Linked DNA regions of Homo sapiens: region 2 is linked to region 1. A link is an interaction called in ENCODE POLR2A ChIA-PET data of the cell type or tissue named here. Cell type or tissue: Caco-2. All regions are shown on one strand. Links, peaks and the distances in the headings refer to the core of each region. The heading gives the core; the rest is flanking DNA.

Evidence for each region. Peaks named below come from ENCODE experiments on the same cell type or tissue, not always from the same donor. Only the 100,000 strongest peaks of a DNase experiment are listed, where the experiment ranks them.
Region 2: POLR2A ChIA-PET joins it to region 1 with 9 read pairs; 3 of 35 experiments call an interaction of 5 or more read pairs at or near these places.

The regions. Positions count from the first base shown.
Region 1 is chr6:130,963,611-130,979,370 of GRCh38, forward strand. All of the region lies in intron 1 of EPB41L2 (erythrocyte membrane protein band 4.1 like 2), which reads right to left. Among named protein-coding and RNA genes, the nearest start is that of EPB41L2, 92 kb to the right of the region's middle. In Caco-2, for the core only: no CTCF peak of the experiment used is centred there; a DNase peak (open chromatin) is centred at 6,754.
Region 2 is chr6:131,085,772-131,101,531 of GRCh38, forward strand. The region is part of intron 3 of LOC102723445 (a long non-coding RNA gene); the gene reads right to left. Among named protein-coding and RNA genes, the nearest start is that of EPB41L2, 30 kb to the left of the region's middle. In Caco-2, for the core only: no CTCF peak of the experiment used is centred there; no DNase peak of the experiment used is centred there.

The sequences.
Region 1 (15,760 bases), core at 4,380-8,379:
AAAGAAAGCCCCTACTGCTGTCACTAAGGATGGAGACAAGAAAAAGACCTGTGCCAGGCAAAGCATTCTCCACCAGCAACTAAGGCAATCTTGGAAATAGATACGATTTCCTGAAGTTAAAGCTAAACAACCAGAGGCCATATATAAATCATGAAGGACTCTAATATTGGGTATTTTTATTCACATAACCATAATGCATATAAACCTTGTAATACTGGCAATCCAACAACACACACTAGCAGAGATTATCTAGAGACATCCAGAACCCTGCTGAGTTCTCATCAATCAATTATGCACACTGAGTTGTATGGTCAGAAATCTTGGTGAACTGCATCTGCTCTAATTCCTTCTCTCAGGTAGAGGCCCAATTCTGTGTAATAATCAAAGCTGAAGCTATATTCTTTCTTTTCTTTTCCTTTTTTTTTTTTCACACGAAGTCTCCCTCTGTCGCCCAGGGCTGAAGTGCCATGGCATGATATCAGCTCACTGCAATCTCCGCCTGCCGGGTTCAAGCGACTCTCCTGCCTCAGCCTCCCAAGTAGCTGGGATTACAGGTGCATGCCACCATGCCCGGCTAATTTTTGTATTTTTAGTAGAGATGGGGTTTCACCATGTTGGCCTGGCTGGTCTCAAACTCCTGACCTCAAGTGATCCACCCGCCTCAGTCTCCCAAAATGCTGGGATTACAGGCATGAACCACTGCGCCCAGCCTGAAGCTATATTCTTTCTGTGAGAAGTTACCTATGTCTGAATAAAATAGCCTGGTGGCTTGGAGATGAAGACTGTGAAATAAAACAGGATTAGAATTTCAGCTCTGCTTATTAGCCATGTAACCGCAGACAAGTTATTTTAGCCTTGCTGAGTTTCAGCTTCCTCATAAGCAAAAAAAAAAAAGGATACAAAATGTACTCACTGGTTGATTCTAAGCATTAGATTAGATGCTATAATACATAAAGTGCCTGGCACATAATAAATTCATAATAAATGATCAGCTACTGTCATCACATAGAGATTCTGCCAAGAAAATAACTATATTTGTTTACTAAAATAATAATAATAATAATAATGGTAGTAATAACAGTAATCACAACAGAAATAATCATGATAATATCAGCTATTTGTTAAACACTGCTCTAGAAACATGGCATGCAGCAACTCGAACCTTCTCAACTCTTCTAGGAAGGAACTGAAATTATTCTCATGTTACAGATGAAGAAGGTAAAAAGAGGATAGATGGGTTGGTCAAAGCCATATAACCAATAAAGAGAAGTGCCAGAATTCAAACCCAGGCCGTCCAGCTCTAAAGACCTTGTACAACACTGCCTTCAATCCCAAAACGACTTCACTACTATATAACTTGCACCTAGCATGATGCCCGACAGTTAATGATTTGCTGAAAAGTGAAACTGATAATTACCACTACCTTTTGGGGCTTTATAATCATTAGCAGCATGTTCTAATGGACCACCCCTCATGAATTTTAGTGACCATCAGGATGTGAGTGGGGTCAGTATCTTATCCCCTTCTTTCAAGACAAGTGTTTATTGAGTACTCTCAAAGCATATGCACCAGGCACCAGTAATACAGATGAAAGAATCCTGCTCTCAGTATAGTGGGAGACATAGGTAATAAGATTAGCATTCATAGTCAAACAACTTGTAACCAATTCATAAATCTTGGTAATTTAGATTTAAAAATTACTACTAGTTTGAAAAGCAGCCACGATTTTCTTGTTATCTCTTCAGGAAATCACACAATGAATGGTCCTTCATAGGAAATACTGGTTAAACACTCATAACATACAAAATAGTCATTACATGATTTTTGGAGAGGACTAATTCTCCTTCTCAATTTTATTTGGTCTCTATCTGAATTCAAGTAACTTGAATAAAAAAGCCCAATAAAACAAGTCTGGTGTAAGTTGCCTCAACATCAAAAAAATAAAAAACAAATTTTATTTTTAAATTTTTGGCTAGGCCAATTTAAATCATCGGTCCAATGGTGGGGAAAGTGGCCAATGGATAAACAGTTATCAAAAAAAAAAAAAAAAAGAAAGAAAGAAACACAAGTGGCACATAAACATATGAAGAGGTACTTGTCACACTCTTAGTAAAAGAAATGAAACTAAAAATTCAGAATGGAGACATCCAAAAGTTTAATCATGCACTCATTGAGCAAGACTATGGGAATGCAGGCATTCTCAAACAATTGCTAGCAGAAGAATAAACTGGTATGGGCCCAGTGGAAGTCAATTTGCCAATAGCTTTCAAAATTCCAAATGTGTCCACACTTTAAACTAGTAATCCTGCTTGTGGTAATGCAGGGGTGTCCAATCTTGTGGCTTCCCTGGGCCACAATGGAAGAAGAAGAATGTCTTGGGCCACACATAAAATACACTAACAATAGCTGATGAGCTTTAAAAAAAAAATTGCAAAAAAAAAATCTAATAATGATCTAAGAAAGTTTACAAATTTGTGTTGGGCAGGATTCAAAGCTTTCCTGGGCCTCCTGCGGCCTGCAGGCCACAGGTTGGACAAGCTTGTGGTAAGGTATCCTACAGATATATCTGTGCATATGTAAAATAATTATGTAAAGGTGACTCACTACAACACTGTAAAAGCTCAGGATCCATGTCCATCAACAGGGGGTCTTATACCACACATTCATACAACAAAATACTATGCAACTGTAAAGAGAAAAGATGAGAAAGGCTGCCGCCCCACTTGGGATAATAACTCCAATTATTAAGTACATTGTTAAGTACAAACAGCAAGATTCAGACGGTATAAGTGATAGGTCACTTTATATGGATAGGATACCTTATACAGACATCACATCTTATAGGTTGAAAGCAAAGCGTGTGGGAGATACACAAATAAAGGATGCGAATATGCATATGTGAATATGCACACATACACACACACATTTTCCTTTAAATGAGTAAAGAAACTGGGGAAGAATGCAAGAGAGTAACAACAGTGATTATGGGGAATGGAGGGTGGTGCTGGGTAGATGACTGCCGAGGTACAGATATGGGAGACAATGTTTTTAATGAACAGAAGTTTTCATAAACTTAAACACTTAAGTACTTTACTAGGAGAACAATATTTATGCATTAAGTGAACCCAGCTTGGTTAGCCAGCTTCCTTGGAGACAACACGTGCCAATATGACTCCCACAAGCCACGATGCCAATTTGCCTTGTCACACAGCTCTAGCCACACAAATGAACATCGACTCCAGCTCAGCAGTAGCATTAAGATGGCCTAAGCTTTGGATTTCCTAGCGTATGAAGGTTAAGACTGTTTCTATATCCTCAAAGAATCTGATTTCTGCCAGCCTTCACTTCAGTATATTTCACAAACCCACCACTTACCCCCAATCTAGATTGTTCCCCTAAGTAGTTTAAGCTCAACACCCAAGCTTTTAGTGCAGCAACATTTTTTTTAAGAAGTGTATCAGTTCTTCATTTAAAAAAATACAGTTGTCCCTCAGTATCTGTGGGGGATTGGTCCACAGATACCCAAATCCACACATACTCAAGTCCTGCTGTCAGCCTTACCGAACCTGTGGACAGGAAAAGTCAGCCATCTATATCCAAGTTTAGCACCCTACAAACACAGTTATTTTCAACCTGAATTTGGTTGCAGATACAGAAGTTGCCTATATGGAGGGCTGATTAGATTTACTGAAAAAAAAACTCACATATAAGTGGACCTATGCAGTGTGGGCTCATGTTGTTCAAGAGTCAATTACAGTTCCTGAGAAAACGTTGCTTGTTTTTTATCCTTTTTTCCTCAGTGTGGACTTGAAACAAACAACTGGCTTTTGCTAACAATAATACCGGTGCATATGCAGGCAGCGTAAAAAGATTATTCGTATTCTCTGCTGGAGGGCTGGGAATGGGGCACTTGGAAATAGAGTTCTCTGAAAGTTGGGGACATTTTTTTTTAAAGGCAGAGTAAACAGAATGGGAAGAGTCCTATTAAATGTCTAAGCTGGTCATACATAAACATTCCCCAATCTCTTTCAGCAGCTTCCTCCTCACAGGGAAAAGCAGGAATAAAATTGGCCTGAAAGCACAAGCTTGTCATCAGTTTCCTGTCCACACCTCTTCCCTGCCCATCTGCTACTATATTCATATGAAGAGGGTAAAGCTTTTGTGCAGATAAAACAACTACATGTTCCTAGCACAGTGTTTGCATCCAGTGGCTTCCTGATAAATATCTTTTGTGATGTTCCTAGTATTTAGGGAACATTTATTTGGGCCACCCCCCTATTAATGCTCTATAGAAAAAAAAATGCTAACGTGCAGTTTATTCCAGTGACATCATAACCAAGCTCAAACCAGAGCACGGCCAATACCAACAAACTCCCATGATCATGACAGATGCCAGCGAGTCTATTTTTCCTAAGCTCACCCCACAACTATCTTATGCATAAAATGGCTCCTCAGCCCCATCATAAAACTCGTGCCCACTTGGTATCCAACAGTAATCAACAACCAGTCTAATACTATTTCTGTGTGAATCAAACTCAAAAAAATAACAGTAGTGGTACAAGAGGCATTTCCCAAATAAGCAAACGACAAATCCACCAAGGTTAACTGCACAGGATAAACGCACAGGCTGCAGACGCTGCATTTTAATAGGTCATAAGACAAAAGCTTGTCAAAGTCAATCAACTCCCCCACACTATGACAAGTCCACCAAGCTGGAGCCTACACTGATCTCATACTTTCAAATCCTCTTCTCTATAAGCTTTGGAATGCTGTAGTCAACAGGCATAAATACCTAAACCTCATAAAAAAATATAATTCACTTTTTAAATTTTGGCCGTTAGTTCTTCTGCCATTTTAAGTAATTATAGCACTACTAAAGAGTTCTACCAATACATAGCATATATTCTAAAAACTAAGACTATAAACTGAATGACACTTCTAGCTTAAGCAAGCATATCCAAATGTTGGCCCCAGTCCACTGGCTGATCAGCAGAAGGTGCCAGAGAGTATCCAAATTATGGACCCTCCAAGCCTGGCTTGATAAGAGCAACTTTCCCTCGGCGGGAAAAGCTGTAACTACAATGGAATTACAGACATGCCATTTGGAGTGCTATAAAACCTTTTTTTTTTTTTTTTAAAGTTAAGTATTTCTACTCCGAGGATTCACTTAGTTCAGAACTACTTAGCAAGAACTTCAAATAACTATTTTTAGGTGGTGGTGGCTAGAATACGTTTTTACTTCAGTGAAATGTATTTGTTTTTTTAGAGGTAAAATTCTTGAAGTTCAACATTTGCAAAAGTGATTTGGTAGAGAATCATGCTGGAGAATATGTCAGGCATTCAACGTCTGGAGTCCACCAAAAAATGCAAGCAAAACCAACGTCAAAGTTTAAAATTTACCTTTCCAATGTAACTTTCCTTGTGATCCTGCTATGATACTAAACTATAGATCACCAATATATTATATCATCCGTACAGGAACACTACAAAGCAGATGTGGGGGATGATTGGCTGTCCAGGTCATCAGCATCACCTCAACAGTTATCATTTATTCAGCACCCACACCCACGTTGCAAATAATTTGAAGAGACAATTCTTCCTTGTGACAAAAAAAAAAATGGAAAACTTAAACTTCCCAAGTACACATGTACCCCCCTCAAAATACCATAAATACTTCAGTGATATAGAGCATCCCTAACAGTGTCAACAATAAAAAAGGAATCGCAGAGGTCATCTGCTAATTACAGTGGCCCTGTTTTTCATTTTGTCAGTAAGTCGCAATGAAGCAAGGATCTTTTTAAAGACTGCTAGACTGTTAGATTATATAAAGAACACGCAAGAAGATTTTTTCCCAAGTCTGGATGTCAGAATCTGGGCAATATGCATTTTCACATTTATTCAATGTGACAACCAATTAAATATTCAGTAATAAAAGAAGATGTTGATACCTATTCTTATTCTATCAGTATTTACTTAGGGTGTGACAATATCAAACCAATAACCAGACTTTGGTAACTGTTAATGGCTAATAATCTACAGATTATTAGCTAAAAACTGTGAACTCAAATCTCTGATAGCTACAGTACAACTTCTTTTAATCAAACAAGTTAGGGTGAAAATGAAGCACTTTATAAGTAAATTGAAAGTTATTACTCTTTAAGATGCTAAAAAGAAAGTAACTGCACACTATTAACCTTACATAGTCCTCACTGTGCTTCCAGAAATAATATCATACTGATTTTGTACAGTATTATGTCATACCACTGAAAAAATTGTGAAACAACCAGACAAGCATATAAAAGAAACCAACTAGCTTCATTATTCTCATAGGTCAAACCTGAAAAAGCTATCATGTTAAAGATAGCCTGACAAAAGTCAACATTTGCCTAGAAAAATGCAAACAAGTCATCTAAAACTAAACTCGGCCCAATGGAAAAATGTATTTTTCACAGGGCTTAGTTCAAATATCACAACATATTCCCTTGCGAAACAGTGTACGTACCCAGATTCCATCTACTCTGTACATTAGTATTTTCCTAATTTTCAGTCCCCTGACTAGTCACACTTTCAATAGCAAACTTCCTCCACAAGCAGAAACAAACAAGCATGTATCACAAAACCCAACCACTGCAACAAAAATGTCCTAATAATCGCCCCCCTTGAAATACATACGCAGCTTTTAAGCACATCAAGCCCGCTGTCTGCTATTTCCTGTCATTGGAAAACTGTGGAAAGCTGATGGAAATCCAGCGTCCAAAAGCTTAACGAGCAAGACTGGCTCCACCCAAGCCAGACCCTGCTGGAGAGGGACATGCTCAGTAGAAAAGCCCAGTTTGGTTCCAAGTCACTTCATTCCTCAGCTAGAAAATGCACATGGGTCAAAGAAAAAAGTCAGCTTCCTGCTGCCTGTTTTACCCACTGAATGAAGAACCTTCGGCATAGAAACCAGTTTTAATGACACAACTGTAATTCTATAATTTTTATAAAATTCTTCTATCCTGAGATTTTTTCTCATTTAGTTTTCCTGGTTATGACTTTTGCTTTGCTTTGAGTCTCCATCCTGCAACTTTGTTTTTATTTTTGTCATTTTAATTCATCCCAGAATAGACACCAAAAGTATATGTACACAACATAAAGTAGTCCCCCTTATCCTCGGGGAAAGAAGCCCAGTAAATGCCTGAAACCATTGACAGTACCAAACCCAACTCATCAATTGGAATGTGTTTCTTCTGTTCATGTCTTCCACCCACAAATTTAATGCCTTGTACTTTTTAAATTTTCTTACTTATTTTCAGAGACAGGGTCTCACCCTGTCACCCAGGCTGGAGTGCAGTGGCACACTCATGGCTCACTGCAGCCTCGACCTCCTGGGCTCAAACAATCCTCCCACTCCCACCCCAGCCTCTCAAGTAGCTGGGACCACAGGCATGCACTGCCACGCCCAGCTGATTTTTTTACGTTTTTGTAGAGATAGAGTCTCACTATGTTACAGACCAGGCTGATCTCCAACTCCAGGACTCAAGTGATCATTCTGCCTTGGCCTCCCAAAATGTTGGGATTACAGGTGTGAGCCACCGCGTCCGGCCACCCTGTTACATCCTAACTAAGCACTTATGCACTGTGGCCATAACTTTTGCAGTTTGAGGTGCGACAGCCAAACTAGCACAAATTTATTTTTCTTTTTTCACAATTTCACAGGTTGAAGATTAGGTTCTTACCATAGATCTTAGCAACCTCAGCATGCGATTTTTTTCCTTTTCCTTAAGAACTTTCCCCTTTTCACTTAACGGAAGCACCTGATGGCTTCTCTTTGACATATTCAAATGGCCACTATCACTATTCTTGTACTTTTATTACGTAGAATAAGGGTGATTTGAACACAAGCACTGTGATATCACGATAGTCAGTCTGATCACCAAGCCGGCTACTAAGTAACTGACAAGTGGCTGCTTCTACAACATGGAGCCACTGGGCAAATGGATAATTCACATCCTGCACAGGATGGAGCAGAGAGTGTGATTATTTCATCATGCTACTAAAAATGGTTTGCAACTGAAAACTTATGAATCGCTTGTTTCTGGAATTTTCCATGTAATATTTTCAGACCACAGATGACTGCAGGTAACTGAACTGCAGAAAGCAAAACTATGAATAAGGGGAGGCCTACTGTACAGCCTACTCATTTTTATCTATAAATTACTATAGACAAACTTTCAGATATAGAAAAACTGCAAATATATCATCCATATTTCAACATTAAAAAATAAAATATTCATTTCAACTCATTTATACAAGAATGTCTATTCATTCAACCTGTACATAAAAATGGAGGTGCATTTTAACCTAGATAGTATAGTTACCGTGATGTAGCTATAAAGCTGTTAAATCCTTGTTTCATATTTCAATCCTAAATTGAGACATGACTAAAAATGGCCAGGTCCAGTAGCTCATGCCTGTAACACCAGAATTTTGTGAGGCCGATGTGGACGAATCACTTGAGATCAAGAGTTCTAGACCAGCCTGGCCAACATGGCAAAACCCCATTTCTACTAAAAATACAAAAATTGGCAGGGTGTCGTAGCGCATGCCTGTGGTCCCAGCTACTCAGGAGGCTGAGGCAGGAGAATTGCTTGAACTCAGGAGGTGGAGGTTGCAGTAAGCCAAGATTGCGCCATTGCACTCCAGCCTGGGCAGCAGAATGAGACTCCATCTCAAAAAAAAAAAAAAAAAAAAAAAGGAGAAATGACTAAAAATAAGATAATACTACATCCACCTATCATATGACTCTAAAGAAATATGGAAGCAACATAAATGTAAAGTCACTAAAAGAAAATGTGTCAATTCTAAGATTCAGCTCAGCACAATCTGAGAAATAACTAATGTTCCTTAACTCTACAGTACCAACCACCCTTTACATTTCCACAATTTAAATTCTGGGTTTTTTTTTTTCCCAACACACATATTTGCCTTGACAATTCAGGACTCAGATAGACTATAAGTGCACTTGTGCATTTCTACAGCTTTACCCAACTACTGTGTTACTCTCCTGCAAAGCAGTAGTAATTATCTGTTCACATTCACCTACAGCAAAGTCTTTAATGGGTCTCTTGTAAATCGCAAAGAAAATGCTTTAGATATTTATTAACAGATAAACAAGATGTCACCAGTACCAACTAGCAGAAAAAGTAAGGTTTGCAGCCAGGCGTGGTGGCTCACGCCTGTAATGTAATCCCAGCACTTTGTGAGGCCAAGGTGGGTGGATCACGAGGTCAGGGATTCGAAACCAGCCTGGCCACCATGGTGAAACCCCATCTCTACTAAAGATACAAAAAAAAAAAAAAAAAAAAAAAAAACAGCCGGGTGTGGTGGCGCACGCCTGTAATCCCAGCTACTCGGGAGTCTGAGGCAGAAGAATCGCTTGAACCCGGGAGGCGGAGGTTGCAGTGAGCCGAGATCGTGCCATTGCACTCCAGCCTGAGTGGCTCCATCTCAAAAAAAATAAAAAATTTTAAAAAGTAAGGTTTGCTTAATGGGAAGACTTGATGGAAGTCTTCACTTCTCTTCTTCACTTTTTCACTTTTTTAAAAATTTTATTTTGGTAAAAGTTTCCATGGCACCTCTGAAGAGATATTCATCTTTGTCAAAATGGGCAGACACAAAACTTTTTTTTTTTTTAAGTCATTCTACATAGTGGAAGTAAATTTTACTACCCATCATAAAGTTTTCATTGGTTCACAAAGGGGCAATTTGGTGAGTTTTTTAGTAGAGCCAATTTTATTCAATTCAGAGCATCATCCCTTATGCAGATTAAGTTCTTCCCACCTTTTTATGTTAAATGTGTTTTTTAATAAATACTGCTAGTGTAACTGTAAATTTGTTACAATATACTTAACTTGGAAAAATATTGCCTTTGTGAAAGGAAAATAAATCTTGAGGCCCCCAAGTCACTAAGCTAAAGGGAAAAGTCAAGCTAGGAACTGCTTAGGGCAAACCTGCCTCCTTCCTTTCTATTCAAAGTCACCCCTCTGCTCACTGAGATAAATGCATATCCGATTGCCTCTTTTGGAGAGGCTAATCAGAAACTCAGAAGAATGCAACCATTTGTCTCTTATCTACCTGTGACCAGGAAGCCCCCTCCCCACTGCCTTTCTAGATCAAATCAATGTTCATCTTACATATGTTGACTGATGTTTCCTGTCTCCCTAAAATGTATAAAACCAAACTGTGCTCTGACCACCATGGGCACATGTCGTCAGGTATTCAGGGTTCACACTTTCAACCTTTTTTCTGAAATTTGTAACTCCATGTAATCCAGAAATGTGAAAACTTCTAACCTATAGCAGCACTGGGCCCTATGAATTCAACAGTGGTAGATCTTCTGGTCCATCCTACGCATTTCTTAACACCCCTGTGTCTCCTGCTCTCTTCTCTTACTCTCTTACTCTCCTACTGCTATAAACTGAATTGCATCACCCTAAAATTCCTATGTTAAATCTAACCCACAATGTGATGGAGGTAGGAGCTTTGGGAGATAGGTTTAGATAAGGTCATGAGGGTGGGGCCCTCATGATGAAATCAGTGTACTCATAAAAAGAAGCACCAGAGAACTTGTGCAGTCTCTCATTCTCTCTCTACCATGAAGGGCACAGTAGAAGGCAGTTGTCAGTAAGCAAAGAAGAGCCCTTACCAGAAATTCTACAACTTAGAGTAACTGTGAGAAATAAGTACCTGTTGTGTAAGTCACCCAGTCTATGGTATTTTATTATGGCAGCACGAGCTAAGATGCCTACTTCTTAGCTATGGAACCCAATGCTACTGCTCAGCTCCTCCCTGGCTTCAAAAGATCCTACTCAGGAGACCTGTGAATCTCATTGTTCAAAAAAACGTTGGGAGAATTCAGAGAGAATGAGTTTTGTGGCACTATGATTTTGAAAGAGAACTATTAATAGAGTGAATTTAAAAATTAGACTATTAGAACCTAGAGAAATTGAATCTCAAACTCATATACCCACTTATGAGTGGTAGAGCCAAAATTCACATCAATTTGGTCTGCCCTCAAAGCCAATAGACTTTTCCACTAAGGCAGCCTCTTTTTTCTTTTCTTTTCTTTTTTTTTTTTTTTTTTTTTTTTTTGAGATGGAGTCTTGCTCTGACTCCCAGGCTGGAGTACAGTGGCGCGATCTCAGTTCACTACAACCTCTGCCTCCCAGGTTCAAGTGATTCTTCTGCCTCAGGCTCCCGAGTTCAAGCGATTCTCCTGCCTCAGCCTCCCGAGTACCTGGGACTACAGGTGCCCGCCACCACACCTGGCTAATTTTTGTTATTTTTAGGAGAGACGGGGTTTCACCATATTGGCCAGGCTGGCAAGGCAGCCGTTTTAACACTCTTGTTTTCCAGATAAGTCAAGTGAACCCAGAGAGGTGAAATAACATGTGAGGTTACTTGATGGGTTATTAGCAGAGAAGTACACAAAGCACGTCCAGTGTCATTTACTTATTTCCAATATGATTTAAATACATTTGAGTACACAAAATATATAGGAAACATCTACAAATGTCTTAATATTCAAACATTGTTATTATATGAATTTATATCTATTACATGTATTTTGAGAAGACCAAAAAAGGTCATGTTTCGACAATGTCTCATTATTTCATTAAAACAGGAAATTAGGTTTATCCTCCAAAAGTTAATTTTAAAATATTCAAGGAAGTTGGTTAAGGTTAGGAGGGGAACACTTTCCCTACATTTGTGTATGTGAGTTTGTGTAGACACAGAATTTTATCTTAAACCCAGTATCATAATTTGACTTTTAAAAATCATCCTACCTCCTACTTTATGAGGACAAAGAATGAGTAAGATACAGAGAACCCAATAATCTGATGAGTCACTCATGGCTCAAAAACCTTAAGAGACACAAACTCTAGGCAGAAAGTACAGTTATCAATATCACAGAAAAGACAATGAGGAAGAAGAATTCCTTTTGGTTATCTCACTTCTGCTCATCTAGCCCCCATCTGTAAAGTGATTATCATCTATCCTACTAAGAAAAGAACCAGACAACACAATTTTCTGGAAAAAAACTAAAATAACCTAAAAAGTACTCAGAAGAAATTTTGTAAAAAACCTCTGGCCAGGCGTGGTAGCTCACGCCTGTAATCCCAGCACTTTGGGAGGCCAAGGTGGGTGGATCACCTGAGGTCAGGAGTTCAAGACCATCCTGGCCAACATGGTAAAACCCCGTCTCTACTAAAAATACAAAAAAAAATTAGCTGGGCGCGGTGGCATGTGCCTGTAATCCCAGCTAGTCGGGAGGCTGAGGCAGGAGAATCACTTGAGCCTGGGAGGTGGAGGTTGCAGTGAACCAAGATTGCACCATTGCACTCCAGCCTGGGCAACAAAGCAAGACTCCGTCTCAAAAACAAAACAAAACAAAACAAAACTCTTTTTTTTTATTCTGATTGTACAGGGAATCCAATCTTCCCATCTACCAATCGTCATGCAAGATTACTTCCTGAACAAACATGGACAGGAGTTTCATGACTCTTCAATATGAATGAACTTCCCAGTCGGTCTATAAAATTTTTTTAACGTTTTTAAAAATGGTCCACATTTCATAGGATCATTGATACTGACATATCTGATGTAGGCAGAAAAACTAATTTTTTTCACTAGCACCTTGGCTCTAATGTGCAAGTTCTTCTTTGACCACATACCACAGTTTAACTTCTCTCAGGCTCTAAACCAGAATAATGTATACAACTGCACATGCGTCACCTGCAAAGTTTCTTCCCTACCAGACATCTTAGCAATGTTAGACTCATATGTTCAATTACATTAAAAACAATTACATTTTTAAGATGTAATGTTGAAAAGTACTGTAGATTTATGGGACTCTAGGAAAGAAAGATACTGCATGACCCCAGATTTTTACAAGGGGTATAGAGAGAAAGTGGAAGCAGGTACAGAAGGAGGAAAATGGACAAAAGAATAAAAGAGTGGTGGCTGAGAATCTCTAATCAAAAAGTTACTGTTTTGAACCAAGGAAGCATCTAAAAAGTATTAGGATAAAACTCTTAACAAATCCTTCTTGTCTGCTTTTAATTAACTACAAAAGTCAAAAGCACCACTTTTTAAATTACACAATCAGACAAGTATAGTAATCCAGCAGGTACATTAAACTGTATTATTTTCATTCTATTTTATGTCTAAGAAATATGTGCTGCATTCCTGCTTTACACCAGACACTGGTCTAGGCCCTAAAGACCTAGGGAAAGTTCTTGCCCACAAGAATCTACTGGACATTTACAGTCTAGCAGGCAAGTCAGACACATAAACAAATCATTACACCATATGTGATAAGGGCTGTAAGAGAGGTACAAGAAGGGCACAAAGGAAATGGTCACCTCCTTTGGGTGGTCAAAGAAAGCGTTATAAAGCTTACAATTATAAGATCATTCTTCTCTCACACTTTGAAGGAGCAGATGCTACCACTCGGTCATAATGACACCCACCTTGCCTTAGGGATGAAAGAAATAAAACAAAAGCACCTACCACAAAGTCCACTACATACAAAGCAGAAACAACAATCTTGCTAGCAGCTGTATAATACTCTACATATGACTGAGCAAAATGGAATTTGTAAAGAATCAAAGTAGTTCAGAGCTAAAAGGATCTCAATGTTCATGTACCTCTACCTCTTGCCTTTAATTAGATGGGAAATCTAAGGCCCAGCAGTTAGATTATTTACATAGCAAATCAGTAGCAAGATCTCACCAGGATAGATGTCAGATTCTTACTAATAATCTCAATGCCTTTTCCTGTAGCAAACTGTCCTGCCTGGATGAGAAGGGGAGACACACTGTTAAGGAGAGAAAAAAGAAAAAAAGAATAGAGACCCTTCATTGTTGTCCAAGGGCCAGAAGAAACAAAACAGCCCTAAGACTAGGAATCCAAGAGATCTACAATGCTCCCCAGCTCTGCTCCAACTTCTGTACTCATGAAAAATGCCATAACCTCCCTCCTCCCCCAAAATTCTAAGTCTCCAAAAATAAAAGGGCAATTGTCAAGAAATTATCTACTCTTCTTAACCTTAAGGAACATCAAACGTCCTCAAACAGCTTGAGATATGCTCCCATGTTGCCAGTTAGCTACACGTATAACATAAAAGTAGCAGCTGCTAACCTACCTATATAATGGGATTGTTTTAAAGATCAAAAAAGAATCATAATAGCTACTGGTAAAGTGCAAAACACTAAATGAATGCAATTTACTGTTAAACACAGAATTTCCATGGTCAAAAGGTTCATCTACGCCTTTTCCCCTAAAAGTGGTGGAAGGTATCATTATGGTTTAACTTTATTTTTAAAAAGCAAACATTAATGTATAATAATTTCCTACCAATCCAATGTATCTATTTCTTTCTCAATTTGTAGAAGGAAAATTCTATCCCTACCTAACCCATCCCCTATAATTTCCCTTCTTTCTTTTCTCTCCTTTACTTTAAAACAGCCACCACCATTCCAAGAGGCTCTGCTAGAACCATATAAACATCAAACGTGTAAACACAAAGCTTTTATCAAAAAACATGTTGTATAAAGTTGAATGCTGCTTCTACCAGGGCAAGCTGGGGAAACATTAAGGTGTATTGTAATAAGCAATGCCCAGCTACAAACCCAGAGTGTGGTGGGGAGGTACAGCCCCAATCTGGGGCCCTCTCCTCACTTCACCTGTCTCACTATCCTCCTTCTGCCTGATACATGATCTGCAATGGTGTGGCCACTTGTTGAGAACCCAGTGTACTTCCAGTCCTTCATAACTTTATTAGCTCTCCATAATTTGAGACTACAGCTCTGTCGCTTCACTTTCAAAACCTAACTCTCTAAATTTGAATTAGAAAATCCTAACCACAAGTGCCAAGATGTTCTCAATCCACAACCACACCTACTCAAAACAATAAATAAAAAATATCTAATATCAAGCCATTATACTCACCATTACCTCTGCCCATGAAATCTTGATTTTAATACTGTACTTTTGGGTTTTGTAAAGATCCATTCATTCCATGAGGAATTGCTTTGTGCTTGCTGATAGCTGCTGAGGACACAGACCTGTATAAAATGTGGCTCCAGCAGTGTGAGAGCAGGGCATTTAAATAGCTAACTACAAAGGGAATAAGAGCTATAATGGAAGCATAAACAATTTAGCACTTAACAGACTTGATGAAGGAAGAATGCTTCCCGAGGTGACACTTGACCTGACCTTGAAGGATAAGAAGGAGCTTACTGGGCTTATTATAAGTGGGTAGAAGCACACTCTTCACCGTGGGAACAGTAAGTGAAGGACACAGAATCATGAAAGATAAATGCATTGTAGAGAACACTGAGAACTTCAAGTGCCTGGAACACAGGGGTGGGGAGTGGAGGAGACAGGACAAGGGAAGCAACACCCAAATAATGCATGATCAATATGCTAAGCTCAGATGTTTTTACTCTATTCTGCAGGCAATAAGAAAATGCTATTAACTTTGTATTTCTGGAAGATGACTTTGGCAGCCACATGAGACCAACTGACACAATGAAAGGAAACTGACTGGCCGGGTGTGGTGTTTCATGCCTGTCACCCCAGCACTTTGGGAGGCTGTGGTGGGTTGACCACTTGAGGTCGGAAGTTTGAGACCAGCCTGGCCAACATAGCAAAACCCCATCTCTCCTAAAAATATAAAAATTAGCCTAAAAATACAAAAAAAGTGGCACACGCC
Region 2 (15,760 bases), core at 4,788-8,787, 120 kb after region 1:
ATGGATAGGAATGAAGATCACTGAACTACAGGAGTATGTTGAAACCCAATCCAAGGAAGCTAAGAATCATAATAAAACAATGCAGAAACTGACAGACAAAATAGCCAGTATAGAAAAGAATGTAACCAACCTGATAGAGCTGAAAAACACACTACAAGAATTAATGCAATCACAAGTATTAATAGCAGAATAGACCAAGCAGAGGAAACAATCTCAGAGCTTGAAGACTGCCTTTCTGAAATAAAACAGTCAGACAAGAATAGAGAAAAAAGAATGAGAAGGAATGAAAAAACCTCTGAGAAATAGGTGATTAGGTAAAGAGACCAAATCTATGACTCACTGATGTCCCTGAAAGAGATGGGGAAAAATGGAACCAACTTGGAAAACATATTTCAGGATATAATCCATGAGAACTTCTCCAACTTAGCTAGAAAGGCAAATATTCAAATTCAGGAAATGCAGAAAACCCCAGTAAAATACTTCACAAGAAGATCATGCCCAAGACACATAATCATCAGATTCTCCAAGGTCAAAATGAAAGAAAAAATGTTAAAGGCAGAGAGAGGTTCCAAGATGGCTGAATAGGAACAGCTCTAGTCTACAGCTCCCAGCATCAGCGATGCAGAAGATGGGTGATTTCTGCATTTCCGACTGAGGTACCGGGTTCATCTCACTGGGGCTTGCCGGACTGTGGGTGCCGGACAGTGGATGCAGCCCATGGAGTGTGAGCCAAAGCAGGGTGAGGCATCGCCTCACCTGGAAAGAGCAAGGATTCGGGGAATTCCATTTCCTAGCCAAGGGAAGTCATGACAGACAGCACCTGGAAAATCGGATCACTCCTACCCTAATACTGCACTTTTCCAACACTCTTAGCAAATGACACACCAGGAGATTATATCCCGCACCTGGCTCGGAGGGTCCCATGCCCACAGAGCCTTGCTCACTGCTAGCACAGCAGTCTGAGATCGAACTGCAAGGCAGCAGCGGGGCTGGGGGAGGGGTGCCTGCCATTGCCGAGGCTTGAGTAGGTAAACAAAGTGGCTGGGAAGCTCAAACTGGGTGGAGCCCACCACAGCTAAAGGAGGCCTGCCTGCCTCTGTAGATGCCACTTCTGAGGGCAGGGCATAGCTGAGCAAAAGGCAGCAGAAACTTCTGCAGACTTAAACGTCCCTGTCTGACAGCTTTGAATAGAGTAGTGGTTCTCCCAGCATGGAGTTTGAGATCTAAGAACAGACAGACTGCCTCCTCAAGTGGGTCCCTGACCCTCAAGTAGCCTAACTAGTAGGCACTTCCTGGTAGGGGCCGACTGACACCTCATACAGCCGGGTGCCCCTCTGAGACGAAGCTTCCAGATGAACGATCAGGCAGCAACATTTGTCGTTCTGCAATATTTGCTGTTCTGCAGCCTCCACTGCTGATACCCAGGCAAACAGGGTCTGGAGTGGACCTTCAGCGAACTCCAATAGACCTGCAGCTGAGGGTCCTGACTGTTACGAGGGAAACTAACAAACAGAAAGGACATCCACACCAAAACCCCATCTGTACGTCATCATCATCAAAGACCAAAGGTAGAGAAAACCACAAAAATGGGGAGAAACCAGAGAAGAAAAGCTGACAATTCTAAAAATCAAGCTCCTCTTCTCCTCCAAAGGAATGCAGCTCCTCACCAACAATGGAACAAAGCTGAACAGAGAATGACTTTGACAAGTTGAGAGAAGAAGGCTTCAGATGACCAGTAATAACAAACTCCTCTGAGCTAAAGGAGGATGTTCAACCCCATCACAAAGAAGCTAAAAACCTTGAAAAAAGATTAGATGAATGCCTAAGTAGAATCAACAGTGTAGAGAAGACCTTAAATGACCTGATGGAGCTGAAAACCATGGCACAAGAACTACGTGACGCATGCACAAGCTTCAGTAGCCCATTCAATCAACTGGAAGAAAGGGTATCAGTGATTGAAGATCAAATGAATGAAATGAAGCAAGAAGAGAAGTTTAGAGAAAAAAGAGTAGAAAGAAGTGAACAAAGCCTCCAAGAAATATGGGACTATGTGAAAAGACCAAATCTACATTTGATTGGTGTACCTGAAAGTGATGAGGAGAATGGAACCAAGTTGGAAAACTCTCTTCAGGATATTATCCAGGAGAACTTCCCCAACTAGCAAGGCAGGCCAACATTCAAATTCAGGAAATACAGAGAATGCCACAAAGATACTCCTTGAGAAGAGTAACTCCAAGACACATAATTGTCAGATTCACCAAAGTTGAAATGAAGGAAAAAATGTTAAGGGCAGCCAGAGAGAAAGGTTGGGTTACCCACAAAGGGAAGCCCATCAGACTAACAGCGGATCTCTTGGCAGAGACTCTACAAGCCAGAAGAGAGTCAAGGCCAATATTCAACATTCTTCAAGAAAAGAATTTTCAACCCAGAATTTCATATCCAGCCAAACTAAGCTTCATAAGTGAAAGAGAAATAAAATCCTTTACAGATAAGCAAATGCTGAGAGATTTGTCACCACCAGGCCTGCCTTACAAGAGCTCCTGAAGGAAGTACTAAACATGGAAAGGAACAACAGGTACCAGCCACTGCAAAAGCATGCCAAATTGTAAAGACCACTGATGCTAGGAAGAAACTGCATCAACTAACGAGCAAAATAACCAGCTAACATCATAATGACAGGATCAAATTCACACATAACAATATTAACCTTAAAGGTAAATGGGCTAAATGCTCCAATTAAAAGACACAGACTGGCAAATTGGATAAAGAGTCAAGACCCATCAGTGTGCTGTATTCAGGAGACCCATCTCACATGCAGAGACACACATAGGCTCAAAATAAAAGGATGGAGGAAGATCTACCAAGCAAATGGAAAACAAAAAAAGCAGGGGTTGCAATCCTAGTCTTTGATAAAAACAGACTTTAAACCAACAAAGATCAGAAGAGACAAAGAAGGCCATTACATAATGGTAAAGGGATCAATTCAACAAGAAAACCTAACAGTCCTAGATATACATGCACACAATACAGGAGCACCCAGATTCATAAAGCAAGTCCTTAGAGAACTACAAAGAGACTTAGACTCCCACACAATAATAATGGGAGACTTTAACACCCCACTGTCAACATTAGACAGAGAAACGAGACAGAACGTTAACAAGGATATCCAGGAATTGAACTCAGCTCTGTACCAAGCAGACCTAATAGACATCTACAGAACTCTCTACCCCAAATCAACAGAATATACATTCTTCTCAGCACCACATCACACTTATCCCAAAAATGACTACATAGTTGGAAGTAAAGCACTCCTCAGCAAATGTAAAAGAATAGAAATTATAACAAACTGTCTCTCAGACCACAGTGCAATCAAACTAGAACTCAGGATTAAGAAACTCACTCAAAACCACTCAACTACATGGAAACTGAACAACCTGCTCCTGAATGACTACTGGGTACGTAACGAAATGAAGGCAGAAATAAAGATGTTCTTTGAAACCAACGAGAACAAAGACACAACATACCAGAATCTCTGGGACACATTTAAAGCATTCTGTAGCAGGAAATTTATAGCACTAAATGCCCACAAGAGAAAGCAGCAAAGATCCAAAATTGACACCCTATCATCACAATTAAAAGAACTTGAAGAGCAAGAGCAAACACATTCAAAAGCTAGCAGAAGGCAAGAAATAACTAAGATCAGAGCAGAACTGAAGGAGATAGAGACACAAAAAACCCTTCAAAAACTAATGAATCCAGGAGCTGGTTTTTTAAAAAGATCAACAAAATTGATAGACCACTAGCAAGACTAATAAAGAAGAAAAGAGAGAAGAATCAAACAGACGCAATAAAAAATGATAAAGGGGATATCACCACTGATGCTACAGAAATACAAACTACCATCAGAGAATACTATAAACACCTCTACACAAACTAACTAGAAAATCTAGAAGAAATGGATAAATTCCTGGACACATATACCCTCCCAAGACTAAACCAGGAAGAAGTTGAATCCCTAAAGAGACCAATAACAGGCTCTGAAATTGAGGCAATAATGAATAGCCTACCAACCATAAAAGTCCAGGACCAGATAGATTCACAGCCAAATTCTACCAGAGGTACAAAGAGGAGCTGGTACCATTCCTTCTGAAACTATCCCAATCAACTGAAAAAGAGGGAATACTCCCTAACTAATTTTATGAGGCCAGCATCATTCTGATACCAAAGCCTGGCAGAGACACAACAAAAAAGAGAGTTTTAGACCAATATCCCTGATAAACATCGATGCAAAAATCCTCAATAAAATACTGACAAATTGAATCCAGCAGCACATCAAAAACTTATCCACCATGATCAAATTGGCTTCATCCCTGAGATCCAAGTCTAGTTCAACATACACAAATCAATATACGTAATCCATCATATAAACAGAACCAAAGAAGAAAACCACCTGATTATCTCAATAGATGCAGAAAAGGCCTTTGACAAAATTCAAAAGCCCTTCATGCTAAAAACTCTCAATAAATTAGGTATTGATGGGACGTATCTCAAAATAATAAGAGCCATCTATGACAAACCCACAGCCAATATCATACTGAATGGGCAAAAACCGGAAGCATTCCCTTTGAAAACTGGCAAAAGACAGGATGCCCTCTCTCACCACTCCTATTCAACATAGTGTTGGAAGTTCTGGCCAGGGCAATCAGGCAGGAGAAAGAAATAAAAGTATTCAATTGCGAAAAGAGGAAGTCAAATTGTCCCTGTTTGCGGTTGACATGACTGTATATTTAGAAAACCCCATTGTCTCAGCCCCAAAGCAACTTAAGCTGATAAACAACTTCAGCAAAGTCTCAGGATACAAAATCCATGTGCAAAAATCACAAGCATTCCTATACACCAATAACAGACAAACAGAGAGCCAAATCATGAGAGAACTCCCATTCACAATTGCTTCAAAGAGAATAAAATACCTAGGAATCCAACTTACAAGGGACATGAAGGACCTCTTCAAGGAGAACTACAAACCACTGCTCAATGAAATAAAAGAGGACACAAACAAATGGAAGAACATTCCATGCTCATGGATAGGAAGAATCAATATCGTGAAAATGGCCATACTGCCCAAGGTAATTTATAGATTCAATGCCATCCCCATCAAGCTACCAATGACTTTCTTCACAGAATTGGAAAAAATTACTTTAAAGTTCATATGGAACCAAAAAAGAGCCCACATTGCCAAGACAATCCTAAGCCAAAAGAACAAAGCTGGAGGCATCACGCTAGCTGACTTCAAACTATACTACAAGGCTACAGTAACCAAAACAGCATGGTACTGGTACCAAAACAGAGATATAGACCAATGGAACAGAAAAGAGCCCTCAGAAATAATACCACACATCTAGAACCATCTGCTCTTTGACAAACCTGACAAAACCAAGAAATGGGGAAAGGATTCCCTGTTTAATAAATGGTGCTGGGAAAACTGGCTAGCCATATGTAGAAAGCTGAAACTGGACCCTTCCTCACACCTTATACAAAAATTAATTCAAGTTGGATGAAAGACTTAAATGTTAGACCTAAAACCATAAAAACCCTAGAAGAAAACCTAGGCAATACCATTCAGGACATAGGCATGGGCAAGGACTTCATGTCTAAAACACCAAAAGCAATGGCAACAAAAGCCAAAATTGACAAATGGGATCTAATTAAACTAAAGAGCTTCTGCACAGCAAAAGAAACCACCATCAGAGTGAACAGGCAACCTACAGAATGGGAGAAAATTTTTACAATCTACTAATCTGACAAAGGGCTAATATCCAGAATCTACAAAGAACTTAAACAAGTTTACAAGAAAAAATCAAACAACCCCATCAAAAGGTGGGCGAAGGATATGAACAGACACTTCTCCAAAGAAGACAGTTATGCAGCCAACAGACACATGAAAAAATGCTCGTCATCACTGGCCGTCAGAGAATGCAAATCAGAACCACAATGAGATACCATCTCACACCAGTTAGAATGGTGATCATTAAAAAGTCAGGAAAAAACAGATGCTGGAGAGAATGTGGAGAAATAGGAACACTTTTACACTGCTGGTGGGACTGTAAACTAGTTCAACCATTGTGGAAGACAGTGCAGTGATTCCTCAAGGATCTAGAACTAGAAATACCATTTAACCCAGCCATCCCATTGCTGGGCATATACCCAAAGGATTATAAATCATGCTGCTATAAAGACACATGCACACGTATGTTTATTGCGGCACTATTCACAATAGCAAAGACTTGGAACCAACCCAAATGTCCGTCAATGATAGACTGGATTAAGAAAATGTGGCACATATACACCATGGAATACTATTCAGCCATCAAAAAGGATGAGTTCATGTCCTTTGTAGGGACATGAATGAAGCTGGAAACCATCATTCTGAGCAAACTATCGCAAGGACAGAAAACCAAACACCGCATATTCTCACTCATTGGTGGGAATTGAATAATGAGAACACTTGGACACAGGATGGGGAACATCATACAACGAGGCCTGTCGTGGGGTGGGGGGAGGTGGTAGGGATAGCATTAGGAGATATACCTAATGTAAATGACGAGTTAATGGGTGCAGCACACCAACATGGCACATGTATACATATGTAACAAACCTGTACCCTAGAACTTAAAGTATATATAAAAAAAAGATGGAAGGATAGATAGGGGATACAAGAAACAAGACTGACAAGACATTAATTGTTCAAATGCATGACGAATATATGGGTGTCATTATACTACTCTGTCTGCTTTGGGGTATGCTTGAAATTTTATAACTTTTTTAACACAAGCATTTAACAGCTATATAACATAAATTTTAAAAAGTAAGAATGTGACCATTATGTGCCTCTGATTATAGTTTTTAAATTCCAAATAAAAAAGTGAATATAAGAAAAAAAAATCTTAAAGGCAGCTACAAAGTGAAGTCCATTAGAGAAACAGCAGGCCTCTCAGCTGAAACCCTACAAGCCAGAAAAGATTGGGGCCAATATTCAACATTCTTAAAGAAAAGAGGCTGGTCATGGTGGCTCATACCTGCAATCCCAGCACTTTGGGAGGCTGAGGCAGGCAGATCACCTGACATCAGGAGTTCGAGATCAGCCTGACCAACATGGTGAAACCCTGTCTCTACTACAAATACAAAATTAGCCGGGCGTGGTGGTATGCACCTGTAATCCCAGCTACTAGGGTGGCTGTGGCAGGAGAATTGCTTCAACCCGGGAGGCGGAGGTTGCAGCAAGCCAAGATTGCACCACTGCACTCCAGCCCAGGTGACATAGCAAGATTCTGTCTCAAAAAAAAAAAAAAAAAAAAAGGAAAGAAAAATTCCAACCTAGAATTTCTTAAGTGAGGAAGAAATAAGATCCTTTTCAAAAAAGCAAATGCTCAAGGAATTCATTGCCATTAAACCTGCCTTACAAGAGCTCCTGAAGAAAGTACTAAACATGGAAAGGAAAGACTGTTACCAGCCTCTACAAAAACACACTGAAGTACACAGATCAGTGACACTATAAAGCAACCATGTAAACAAGTCTGCAAAATAACCATGTAACATCATGATGAACAGAACAAATCCACATATATCAATACTAACCTTGAATGTAAATTGGCTAAATGCCCCAATTAAAAGACATGGAGTGGCCCACTGGATAAAGAACGGAGACCCATTGGTATGCTGTCTTCTTTATCCAGTCTCTTGAAGACAGCACACCAGCAGGTCTTGGTGCTTTATCCAACTTGCATATCTCACATGCAGTGACACACATACACTCAAAATAAAGGGATGCATAAACATCTACCAAGCAAATTGAAACACAGAAAAAAGCAGAGGATGCAATCCTACTTTCAGACAAAACAGACTTTAAACCAACAAAGATCAAAAACACAAAGAAGGTCATTACATAATGGTGAAGAGTTCAATTCAACAAGAAAATCTTACTATCATATATATATATATATATATATATGTGTATATATATATATATATATATATACCCAACGCAAGAGCACCCAGATTCATAAAGCAAGTTCTTAGAGACCTTCAAAGAGATGGAGACTCCCACAATAATGGGAGACTTTAACACCCCACTGTCAATATTAGACAGATCATGAAGATAGAAAATTAACAAAGATATTCAGGACCTGAACTCAGCGCTGGATCAAATGGACCTGATAGACGTCTACAGAACTCTCCATCCCAAAACAAGAGAATATACCTTCTTCTCACTGCTATTTGGCACTTACTCTAAAATCGATCACATAATCAGAAGTAAACCCTCCTCAGCAAACGCAAAAAAACTGAAATCATAACAAACAATCTCTTGGACCACAGCACAAACAAATTAGAAATCGAGACCAAGAAATTCCCTCAGAACCATACAATTACTTGGAAATTGAATAACCTGCTTCTGAATGACTTTTGGGTAAATAATAAAATTACGGCAGACATCAAGATGTTCTTTGAAACTAAAGAGGACAAAGAAACAACACACCAGAATCTCGGGGACACAGCTAAGGCAGTGTTAAGAGGGAAATTTATGGCACTAAATGACCAATAAAAAAGTTAGAAAGGGCTGGGCATGGTGCCTCACACCTGTTATCCCAGCATTTTGGGAGGCCAAGGTGAGTGAATCACCTAAGGTCAGGAGTTTGAGACCAGCCTGGCCAATAAGGCAAAACCCACCTCTACTAAAAATACAAAAATTAGCTGGTTATGGTGGGGTACACCTGCAGTCCCAGCCACTCAGGAGGAAGAGGCATGAGGATTGCTTGAACTGGGGAGGTAGAGGTTACAGTGAGCCAAGATTGCACCACTGCACTCCAGCCTGGGTGACAGAGTGAGACCCTGTCTCAAAAAAAAAAAGAAAAAGAAAAAGAAAAAAAACAGAAAGATCTCAATTTACCAACCTATTATTACATCACAACTAAAAGAAATAGAGAACCAAGAGCAAACCAATCCCAAGCTAGCAAAAGAGAAGAAAGAATCAAAATGAGAGCTGAATTGAAGGAGATTGAGACACACAAAACTATTCAAAAGATCAATGAATCCAGGAACTGGTTTTTTGAAAAAATTAATAATATAGACCACTAGATAAACTAAGAAAGAAGAAAAAAGATTCACAGAAACACAACCAGAAATGTCAAGGGGGATATTACCACTGATCCCACAGACATACAAATAACCATCAGAGAATACTATGAACACCTCTAAGCACATAAACCAGAAAATCTAGCAGAAATGGATAGATTTCTGGACATATAAATCCTTCCAAGACTGAACAAGGAAGAAATTGAATCTGCAAACACACCAATAATGAGCTCTGAAATTGAGTCAGTAATAAATAAGCTACCAACCAAAAAATTCTCGGGACCAAACAGATTCACAGCTGAATTTTACCAGATGTACAAAGAAGAGCTGATGCCATTCCTGCTTAAACTAGTCCAAAAAATTGAGAAGGAGGGATTTTTTCCAGACTCATTCTGTGAGGCCAGTATTATCCTGATACCAACCTGGGGGAGACAACAAAAAAAAGAAACTTCAGGCCAATATCCTTGATGAACATTGATGCAAAAATTCTCAACAAAATACTGGCAAACCTAATCCAGCAGCACATCAAAAAGTTTTTCCACCATGACAAAGTAGTCTTTATCTATGAGATGCAAGGTTGGGTCAACATAAACAAATTGATAAATAGGATTCATCACATAAACAGAACTAAAGACAAAACCCACATAATTGTCTCAATAGATGCAGAAAATGCTTTTGATAAAATTTAACACCACTTCATGTTAAAAACTCTCAATAAACTAGGTATCGAAAGGACGTAGCTCAAAATAATAAGTGCCCACAGCCAACATCATACTGAATGGGCAAAAGCTAGAAGCATTTTCCTTGAAAACCAGCACAAGACAATCAAGCAAAAGAAAGAAATAAATAGTATCCAAATAGGAAGAGAGGAAGTCAAACTATTCCTGTTTTCAGACATGATCCTATATTCAGAAAACCCCATAGTCTTGGTCCAAAAGCTCCTTAAGCTGACAAACAACTTCAGCAAAATTTCAGGATACTAAATCAATGTGCAAAAATTACTAGCCCTCCTATACACAGTCAAGCTGAGAGCCAAATTGGAATGAAATCCCATTCAAAATTGCCACACACTCAAAATAAAATACCTAGGAATACAGCTAACCAGGGAGGTGAAAGATCTCTACAACAAGAACTACAAAACACTGCTCAAAGAAATCAGAGATGGCACAAACAAATGGAAAAACATTCCATGCTCATGGATAGGATGGATCAATGTTGTTAAAATGGTCATTCTGCCCAAAGCAATTCATAGATTCAGTGCTATTCCTATTAAACTATCAATGACATTTTTTCACGGAAGTAGAAAAAACTATTTTAAAATTCATATGGAACCTAAAAAAGAGCCCAAATAGCCAAGGCAATCCTAAGTAAAAAGAACAAAGCTGGAGACATCACACTACCCAGCTTCAAACTATACTACAGTTCTACAGTAATCAAAACAGCATGGTACGGGTACAAAAACATAGACCAATGGAACAGTATAGAGAACCCAGAACTAAGGCTGCACACCTACAACTAGCTGATCTTTGACAAACCTGACAAAAACACACAATGAGGAAAGGATTCCCTATTCAATAAATGGTACTGTGAAAACTGGCCAGACATATGCAGAAGAGTGAAACTGGATCCCTTCCTTACACCATATACAAAAATTAACACAAGATGGATTAAAGACTGAAATGTAAAACCCCAAATTAAAAACCCTGGAAGACAATCTGGGCCATACCATTGTGGGCATAGGAACAGGCAAAGATTTGATGATGAAAATGCCAAAAGCAATTGCAACAGAAGCAAAAATTAACAAATAGGAGCTAATTAAACTAAAGAACTTATGCACAGCAAAATAAACTATCAACAGAGTGAACAGACAGCCTACAGAATGGGAGAAAAAATTTGCAAACTACACATCTGGCATAGGTCTAATGTCTAGCATCCATAAATAACTTAAATTTACAAGAAAAAAAACCAACCCCATTAAAAAGTGGGCAAAGGGCACGAACACTTTTCAAAAGAAGACATACATGAGGCCAACAGTCATATGAAAAAAAGCTTAGCATCACTGATCATTAGAGGAATGCAAATCAAAACCACAATGAGATACCATCTTACACTAGTCAGAATGGCTATTATAAAACACCAAAAAATAACAGACACTTGTGAGGTTGTGGAGATAAAGGAACGCTTATACACTGTTGGTAGGAGCGTAAATTAGTTCAACCACTGTGGAAGACAGTGTGGTGATTTCTCAAAGGCCTAAAAACAGGAATATCATTCAACCAGCAATCCCATTACTGAGTATATACCCAAAGAAATATAAATCATTCTATTATAAACAAACATGCATGCATATGTTCATTGCAGCACTATTCACAATAGCAAAGACATAGAATCAACCTAACTGCCCATCAATAGAAGACTGGATAAAGAAAATTTGGTACATATACACCACGGAATACTATGCAGCCCTAAAAAGAATGATATGTTCTTTGCAGAAATATGCATGGAGCTAGAGGCCATTATCCTTAGCAAACTAACACAGGAACAGAAAACCAAATACTGCATGTTCTCACTTATAAGTGGGAGTTAAATGGTGAGAATACATGGGCACATAGATGGAAACAACACACGCTGAGGCCTATTGGAGGGTGGAGTGTGGGAGAAGGGAGAGGATCAGGAAAAATAACTAATAGGTACCCATAGATTATGGGTTATGACATAATCTATACAACAAATCCCATGACACAACTTTCCTATATAACAAATTTGCACATGTAACCCTTAACTTAAAATAAAAGTTTTCTTTAAAAAGTATGTTATTAAGTAGTACTGTTTAAAAGTATGGATTCTGATCAAATAGATCTGGGTTTAAACCTTGCTTCCTCCTCCTGCACCCTGCGTGACTGTAGGTGAATTACCTAACCTCTCTGAACTTCTGTTTTCTCATCTGTAATCATAAGCATTATTGATAGTATAGATTTCAACTGGAGATTGACACTGCAACACTTCAATAAGACCCAGTCATCTCAACGCTATTTTTTTGCTCATCCCTTATTGTATCCATAGACATTGGCTTATTAACTTGACTTTCACATATTTCCAGATATATTTCCTTTCATCATCTCTACCGCTCTTATCTTGTTCTAAACAACCCTGATTTCTCACCTATTATTGCAATAACCTCCTAACTAGTTTCGATGTTTCTACTCTCACCCACATCCCCTTCAGACTTTTCTCAATACTGTATCCAGCATGAACTTTAAAATAAAAGTCAGATCATGTCAGACATCTGCTCAAATCCCTTGTAGCTTTCCATGTTACTTAGAGCAGAACCGAAGTCCTTGCAATTTTTTCATAGGGTTTGTCCATCTGCACTTCTCTGTCCTCATTCCCTAATGTACTTCCATTCTTTTATTGTACTCTATCCTCACTGGTCTTCTTGCTCTTCCTGGAACACACATTCACAACTACCTTAGGTAGATCCTTTGTACTTGCCGAATCCTCTGCCTGGAATGTTCTTCCCTCGGTTTCATGCAAGACTTTCTTCTCCTTCAGGTTTTTCTTTCTTTTTCTTTTTTTTTTTTTTTGACATGGAATCTTACTCTGTCACCCAGGCTGGAGTGCAGTGGCACGATCTCAGCTCATTGCAACCTCCATCTCCTGGGTTCCAGAGATTCTCCTGCCCCAGCCTCCTGAGTAGCTGGGATTACAGGTGCTCACCACCATGCCCGGCTAATTTTTGTATTTTTAGTAGAGACAGGGTTTCACCATGTTGGCCAGGCTGGTATCGAACTCCTGACCACAAGTGATCCTCCTGCTTCAGCCTCCCAAAGTGCTGGGATTACAGGTGTGAGCCACCATGCCTGGCCTCCTTCAGGTCTTTATTAAAATGTTATCTCCTCAGAGAAGACTTCTCTCACCACCCTATCTAACATAGCGTAACCATTCTTCCTTACTCTGCCTTCTCTGCTTTATTATTTTTTCTCGGATGTTTCTTGGATATATCACTCTATATAGTTTAGTTGTTTACCTTTTTAACTGTCCCCACTAGAATAAGAGTCCTTAATACCTAGTCTGTAAAATAGTGCATAGGATATAGCAGTCATTTGATAAATAAATACATACATGTCAAACCAACAAATGAATGATTGGAGAGCCACAATGTAGCTCAACTGTGTATTTATCCATATGCCTATGGGACACATATTCCTTTTTCTTAATATTTCCTTTTCTATTTTTGTTTTAATTTTAAGCTCTGGGATACATGTGAAGAACGAACAGGTTTGTTACATAGGTATACCTGTGCCATGGTGGTTTGCTGCACCTTTTGACCTGTCCTCTTAGTTTCCTTCCCTCACCCCCCAACCCCTAACAGGCCCTGGTGTGTATTATTCACCTACCTGTGTCCATGTATTCTCATTATTCAACTCCCACTTATGAGTGAGAACATGCGGTGTTTGGTTTTCTGTTCCTGTGTTAGTTTGCTGAGGATGATGGCTTCTAGCTTCATCTGTGTCCCTGCAAAGGGCATGAACTCATCCTTTTTTATGGCTGCATAGTATTTCGTGGTGTATATGTGCCACATTTTCTTTATCCAGTCTATCATTGATGGGCAGTTGGGTTGGTTCCATGACTTTGCTATTGTAAATAGTGCTACAATAAACATATGTGTGCATGTGTCTTTATAGTAGAATGATTTATATTCCTTTTGGTATATAACCAGTAATGGGATTGCTGGGTCACATCATATTTCTGGTTCAAGATCCTTGAGGAATCACCATACTGTCTTCCATAATGGTTGAACTAATTTACATTCCCAATAGTGTAAAAGCATTCCTATTTCAGCCTCCCTAGCATCTATTGTTTCTTGACTTTTTAATAATTGCCATTCTGACTGGCATGAGATGGTATCTCATTATGGTTTTCAGTAGCATTTCTCTAATGATCAGTGATGTTGAGCTTTTTTTCATATGTTTGTTGGCCACATAAATGTCTTCTTTTGAGAAGTGTTTGTTCATATCCTTTGCCCACTTTTTGATGCGGTTGTTTGCTTTTTTCTTGTAAATTTGTTTAAGTTCCTCGTAAATTCTGGATATTAGACCTTTGTCAGATGGGTAGATTGCCAAAATTTTCTCCCATTCTGTAGGTTGCCTGTTCTCCCTGATGATAGTTTCTTTTGCTGTGCAGAAGCTCTTTAGTTTAACTAGACTCCATTTGTCCGTTTTTACTTTTGTTGCAATTGCTTTTGGCATTTTTGTCATGAAGTCTTTGCCCATGCCTATGTCCTGAATGAAATTGCCTAGGTTTTCTTCTAGGGGTTTTATGGTTTTGGGTTTTACATTTAAGTCTTTAATCCATCCTCAGTTAATTTTTGTATAAGGTGTAAGGAACGGGTCCAGTTTTAGTTTTGTGCATATGGCTAGCCAGTTTTCCCAGGACTATTTATTGAATAGGAAATCCTTTTCCCATTGCTTGTTTTTGTCAGGTTTGTTGAAGATCAGATAGCTGTAGATGTGTGGTGTTATTTCTGAGGTCTCTGTTCTGTTCCATTTGTCTATATGTCTGTTTTGGTACCAGTACCATGCTGTTTTAGTTACTGTAGCCTGGTAGTATAGTCGAAGTCAGGTAGTGTGATGCCTCTGGTTTGTTCTTTTCGCTTAGGATTCTCTTGGCTATATGGGGTCTTCTTTGATTCCATATGAAATTTAAAGTAGTTTTTTCTAATTCTGTGAAGAATATCAAATATCTTGATGGGAATAGCACTGAATCTATAAATTACTTTGGGCAGTATGGCCATTTTCACAATATTGATTCTTCCTATCCATGAGGATGGAATGTTTTTCCATTTGCTTATGCTACAGGACATATTTTCTTGGGCAACATCGCTTCTTTGTGAAAATTGATTCTGATGTTCAACTATAGCCCATAGGAAAACACCTTCTCAAAATGTAGCCCTCTAACTATTGAAGATTCCCTAAGGAAGCAGGGAAGGAAAGGGAAGCTCCTAGAAGTCCTCAGTCAAATTAGAAGGCAGGGAGGAAAAGCAAGGTGCCAGTCTCTGACCACACACACACACACACACACACACACACACACACACACACACACATATACACACAGTGAGGCCGCTATTGGTAGGCAAGGAACAAAAATTGGGTAAGATGGGATCCTCAACCACTTAGCACTTAGGGATAAGGAAATTCCTTTCTGAATGAAGACAGAGTATTCATCACAAAAGTCTCTTCACTTTGAGACAAGTTGTCGTTATGTGAGAGATGTGAAAGGGAATTTCATCACAGGAGAGCTGAAGGACTCCAGGACATTCTGTAAATGTCTTTATAAACTTGAATGTTTTAGACAACTTCTGTCTCTTCTCTTTATTCATTCATTCAACTCTGAAATTTTTTTGTAACATAAAATCTCATCTGCAGGAGAGTTTAGTAAACATCTGGAGAAGAGCATCCCCATGTCCCTGAGAGTAAGAAGGTTAAGAATTGTTGACATAAACGCCATCATGTAATACCACTGAGTTGTAACTGAAAAGCTGTTTGCAAAGAAAACATTGAAATGATGAGTTACTCTTTTTCTCATTACATTCATTATAATTTCTGAGAATATGGTACCATGGAAAAAG